Linked DNA regions of Homo sapiens: region 2 is linked to region 1. Evidence: chromatin loops called from intact Hi-C (ENCODE). Cell type or tissue: psoas muscle. All regions are shown on one strand. Links, peaks and the distances in the headings refer to the core of each region. The heading gives the core; the rest is flanking DNA. Region 1 overlaps BID (BH3 interacting domain death agonist). Region 2 overlaps BCL2L13 (BCL2 like 13).

Evidence for each region. Hi-C counts contacts between places; a loop is a spot of excess contacts. Peaks named below come from ENCODE experiments on the same cell type or tissue, not always from the same donor. Only the 100,000 strongest peaks of a DNase experiment are listed, where the experiment ranks them.
Region 2: it touches region 1 in a loop (4-fold over the local background); 1 of 110 quality-filtered maps calls a loop at or near these places.

The regions. Positions count from the first base shown.
Region 1 is chr22:17,733,389-17,736,206 of GRCh38, reverse strand. BID (BH3 interacting domain death agonist) reads left to right here. Exons shown (of 6, transcript NM_001196.4): 6 at 616-2,069. The coding sequence ends at 627. Among named protein-coding and RNA genes, the nearest start is that of MIR3198-1, 29 kb to the left of the region's middle. In psoas muscle, for the core only: no CTCF peak of the experiment used is centred there; no DNase peak of the experiment used is centred there.
Region 2 is chr22:17,670,456-17,673,273 of GRCh38, reverse strand. All of the region lies in intron 2 of BCL2L13 (BCL2 like 13), which reads right to left. Among named protein-coding and RNA genes, the nearest start is that of BCL2L13, 33 kb to the right of the region's middle. In psoas muscle, for the core only: no CTCF peak of the experiment used is centred there; a DNase peak (open chromatin) is centred at 1,353; H3K4me3 peaks cover 813 bases; H3K27ac peaks cover 1,565 bases.

The DNA.
Region 1 (2,818 bases), core at 1-2,500:
TTACAGGCGTGAGCCACTGCGCCCGGCCTAATGTTTGGGATTTTATGACATGTCAGAAGCATTACTTCAGGCTTTGGTTTTTAAGTAAAATAGCATCTAATCCTCTACTGAGAACTCATAAGAAAACATTCCTTATATGCTGTGGTCTTCAGTTATACAAGCATTTTAAAAACAGGAGAATGAATATAAATCTTAAATCAGGCATTAAACCCAGCTGAATTGTTGGAAGGAGGTAAGCCTGAGACCATTCCTGGACAGCTTTTACCAACACCCATGTAAAGGGGGAAAGGGTGGGCAAGACGTGTGCAGCAGTCTGTATGGACAGCTTACCAGAGACTGAGGGCTGAGGCAGAATCGTGATTCCTCTGACCCAGCAGGGGCCTCCTGACACCGTCAGTGCCTTGGAGATGTGAATACCCACCTCACCGCCTGAACGGCCTGTTTTTGCAGTTGCCCCCATGTAGCAAAAAGTAGGATGCACGGATAGGACTTCAGGGGTCTGGAGAACATGTTTTTGCATAAACCCCAGCTTTGCTCTACTGTGGCACAGAGCTCTGGAGCCTGGTTTGTGAATGAGCCTAGCTGATTCTGGCTTTTTCTCCTTTCTTGCTCTAGGGGATGGACTGAACGGACAGTTCCAGAAGTGTGACTGGCTAAAGCTCGATGTGGTCACAGCTGTATAGCTGCTTCCAGTGTAGACGGAGCCCTGGCATGTCAACAGCGTTCCTAGAGAAGACAGGCTGGAAGATAGCTGTGACTTCTATTTTAAAGACAATGTTAAACTTATAACCCACTTTAAAATATCTACATTAATATACTTGAATGAAAATGTCCATTTACACGTATTTGAATGGCCTTCATATCATCCACACATGAATCTGCACATCTGTAAATCTACACACGGTGCCTTTATTTCCACTGTGCAGGTTCCCACTTAAAAATTAAATTGGAAAGCAGGTTTCAAGGAAGTAGAAACAAAATACAATTTTTTTGGTAAAAAAAAATTACTGTTTATTAAAGTACAACCATAGAGGATGGTCTTACAGCAGGCAGTATCCTGTTTGAGGAAAGCAAGAATCAGAGAAGGAACATACCCCTTACAAATGAAAAATTCCACTCAAAATAGGGACTATCTATCTTAATACTAAGGAACCAACAATCTTCCTGTTTAAAAAACCACATGGCACAGAGATTCTGAACTAAAGTGCTGCACTCAAATGATGGGAAGTCCGGCCCCAGTACACAGGGGCTTGACTTTTTCAACTTCGTTTCCTTTGTTGGAGTCAAAAAGAACCACTTGTGGTTCTAAAAGGTGTGAAGGTGATTTAAGGGCCCAGGTCAGCCACTGTTTGTTTACAAAATCAGGTAACTAACTGCATACACTTTTTCTCTTTCCATGACATCAAGACTTTGCTAAAGACATGAAGCCACGGGTGCCAGAAGCTACTGCGATGCCCCGGGAGTTAGCCCCCTGGTAATAGCTGTAAACTTCCAATTTCTAGCCATACGCTCAGCTCATCCATGCCTCAGAAGTGCATCTGGAGAGAACAGGTTTCTAAGCATAAAAGATGAAAGAGCAGTTGGACTTTTTAAAAATTCAGCAAAGTGGTTCCCTCTCTTAGGGACAGTCAAAACCAAGTCACTTAGGTAGTACCAAAATAAATAAGGAAAAGCTTAGCTTTAGAAACAGTGCAACACTGGTCTGCTGTTCCAGTGGTAAGCTATGTCCCAGGAATCAGTTTAAAAGCACGACAGTGGATGCTGGGTCCATATCACACACATTGCTGTGAACAGGAAACTCCTGTGACCACAACATGAGGCCACTGGAGACGCATATGAGTAAGGGCACTGACGGACTCATGATTTCTTCTTACCAGATGCTTTCCTGTTCTTTAAGAGTTTAAAATCATCAGAAAGGAAAAACAAACTCTATATTGTTCAGCATGCAATACATACCACGCTAGGGCTGGCTCAATTGAAAGTGGGCAAAAGCTTACAAATACTAAAAAGAAGTGCTGCCGCGCAGTGTGGAGGCCACTGTTTGGAAATAAATCTTCCTAACACTACGACTTTTCATGTTTTGGAGTGGACTTTTAAAAAAGTTTTCCAACCACAATGGAAACAGGTTGAACCACACTGCGCCTACACATCCATCCATACGTCAGCCATTATAATCAGATTCTCACTGGGGGAGGCATTTTCTTCCCAAAGGAGCTGTATGCAGTCATCACCCGGAACTAATGGGAAAGTGTTCTTAAGCAGCAAGTGACTCTGGACCACCTCTCTCACACACTGACTCTTCCACAGCATCTTCACCTGCTTCTGTTTCACTTGAATTCATACAGTAGGCCACCATTTTATAACAGGTCTTAGTGTAAATTCTTCCAGACCAAGTCTGAGATAGTCTTGGTTGTAAAGCAAGACCGTCACCCCTTCTCCCAAAGCCAACATTATAAAAAGATTCCATTGTCTCAAACACAAATGTTCCAGTCTTGAGCACTTCCCAGCCATGGTGACTCGGGCATATCCTGGCAGTTGGTGGATTTTGCCCTGTAACACAATCCTTGTGGATATGATTCAAAGGTGACTTTAATTCAGAGAATGTGTTTTCCTTTCTGTTTTAAAAATATTTGAATTAAGTGATGGAAATTCTTTTGTTAAACATCAAAAGCTTTCTCCTTGAAAAGATGCTTGGTGTATCTGAAAGTCACGTGGGACATTTGGTGCATTCAGAAGGTCAAATCATTCCTGACCTCTCCTCTTAGGACCCAGCATTAACTGCTGCGATACTCAAGGCTTCCTTAAAGGATCACAGCAC
Region 2 (2,818 bases), core at 294-2,793, 63 kb after region 1:
TTTATGGCGATGAGTCACGATGGAGATACTGAGAACTAGGAATGGAAAGAATAAGACCTCCACTATTACTTGCATACTTATGAGAGTTTAATCAGTGACTGAATCATAGAACTTTACAGGTTTATAGTCTGTAAAGGCTGTCAAGTCTATCCTCATTACATAAAGAATATGAGACTTCAGAGAATTTAATGACTAGCCCAAGTTCTAATAAATAACAGAGAAATAACATTAGAAACTACATATTCTGGTAAATAGAATTATTATTGACTCCCAGGACATACGACTATAATTTTTGACGCACAGTGACAAGGAATACATGAATGCTTTATCTGCCATCTGTCATCTGCCCCTTTTTGGAAAATCTACATACCCAAAACATACATACACCCACACACATCCAATCACACCACCATCAATACCACCACCATCCCACAAAGCAAATGACAAAAATGTCATGGTTACCATATGCCTCACCCCACCAGATTAAAGAAAAGCAGCTGATTAAAGGAGAGCTTATTCTCTTGAGACTAATGTGATGCTGATTACACATGACAAGTTGTCATACTTCATAATAAACCATGTGGAAAACCTAAACCAGAAAATGTCTGCTGCTGTTAGGACACAAAGGCTATTTATTTAGCTGACCAGTGACACAGAGAGATTCAGTGATTTGCATTTAATTAATCCTCTCCACCTAGTTTTTCTAAAGCACAGAGCTACGCAGTGGGGCCAATGCTGCATAAATTCTGGACTATAAACCAAGATACAAATATTTCAAAGATAAACAGACTTTAGCACACTAAGTCCCACCCACTTGTTTCAAATGAAGTCAAGTGAGTCAGTAATCATTATATTCCAGCCCTAAAATTCATTCAGAGCTATCAAAGTGAATAGAAGATTAACAAGTTTAGCCAAGTTGAATGGACTAGAGCTCCCAGAGCAAAATACTTTCGAAATCTATGGTTCCCCAAACTGGAAACACATTTAAATTACCTATAAAACACATTAAATTATAGATTCCCAAGTCCTAGCATGCAGTATCTGGTCCTGTAGGTCTAGGGTAGAGCTCCATGATCTTTGTTTTAGCAAGTATTCAGGCAATTAGCCTTGCGATAACACTCTAGGCAGTCCAAATAATTACAATCAAATCAAAAAGGTCCATTGAACATATAGACAGAATGGTTCAATTGTTCATTAAATAGCAAAAACAAATACCTCAAAATATACCTTACTGGACCAGCAATTAAGAAACCAGATGTTGGCCGGGCACAGTGGCTCATGCCTGTAATCCCAGCATTCTGGGAGGCCAAGGCGAGCGGATCACCTGAGGTCAGGAGTTTGACACCAGCCTGGCCAACATGGTGAAATGACATCTCTACTAAAAATACAAAAATTGGCTGGGCGTGATGGCGCGCTCCTTTAATCCCAGCTACTCAGGAGGCTGAGGCATGAGAATTGCTTGAACCCAGAAGGCAGAGGTTGCAGTGAGCAGAGATTGCACCACTGCACTCCACTCCAGCCTGGGAAAGAGTGTGAGACTCTGTCTGAAAAAGAAAACAGATGTTTGGGGCAGAGTGGCACTTTGGGAGGCTAAGGCATAAAGATCGCCTGAGCTCAGAAGTTTGAGACCAGCCTGAGGAACATGGCGAAACAAATGTCTCTACAAAAAAAATAAATAAATAAAGGAGCAAGATTTTTTTTTTTTTTTGAGATGTAGCCTCACTCTGTTGCCCAGAATGGAGTGCATGGCGCGATCTCAACTCACTTCAACCTCTGCTGCCCAGGTTCAAGCGATTCCCCTGCCTCAGCCTCCTGAGTAGCTGGGACTACAGGCGCCCGCCACAACTCCTGGCTAATTTTTTTTTTTTTTTTTTTTTTTTGAGATGGAGTCTCGCTCTGTCACCCAGGCTGGAGTGCAGTGGCGTGATCTTGGCTCACTGCAAGCTCTGTCTCCCGGGTACACGCCATTCTCCTGCCTCGGCCTTCCCAGTAGCTGGGACTACAGGCACCCACCATCACACCCACCTAATTTTTTGTATTTTTAGTAGAGAAGGGGTTTCACCGTCTTAGCCAGGATGGTCTCGATCTCTTGACCTCATGATCTACCCACCTCGGCCTCCCAAAGTGTTGGCATTACAGGTGTGAACCACCGTGCCCGGCCAATTTTTTGTATTTTTAATAGAGACAGGGTTTCACCATGTTAGCCAGGATGGTCTCGATCTCTTGACCTCATGATCTGCCCACCTCGGCCTCCCAAAGTGCTGGCATTACAGGTGTGAGCCACTATGCCCAGTCTTTTGTTTTGTTTTAAACAACCAAATTCCAGACAGCCAATCATGATTGCAGTTTTCAGGTTCTAGCGTTATCATACCCCCTAAGCATCTTGCAGATTGGGAGACAGACTGATGGAGGACAGATCTGAGGGAAAAGAATGCAGAATTCCACCATGCACCACCCAAGGTCTGGCTTCACAGTGGTCGAGATCAACCATCTTCTGTTCCTGATAGAAAAGCTAAGATAAGAATGAAACAGTACACATCTCTGGAAATAATATATTATGGCTCAATTTCAAATTGGGTTATACAAATCTGCCTTGAAAAGCTGATGTAAGCCGGGCGCAGTGGCTCATGCCTGTAATCCCAGCACTTTGGGAGGCCGAAGCAGCCGAGGTCGGGGGCTTGAGACCAGCCTGACCAACATGGAGAAACCCCATCTCTACTAAGAACACAAAATAAGCCAGGCATGATGGCGCATGCCTGTAATCCCAGCTACTTGGGAGGCTGAGGCAGGAGAATCACTTGAACCTGGGAGGCAGAGG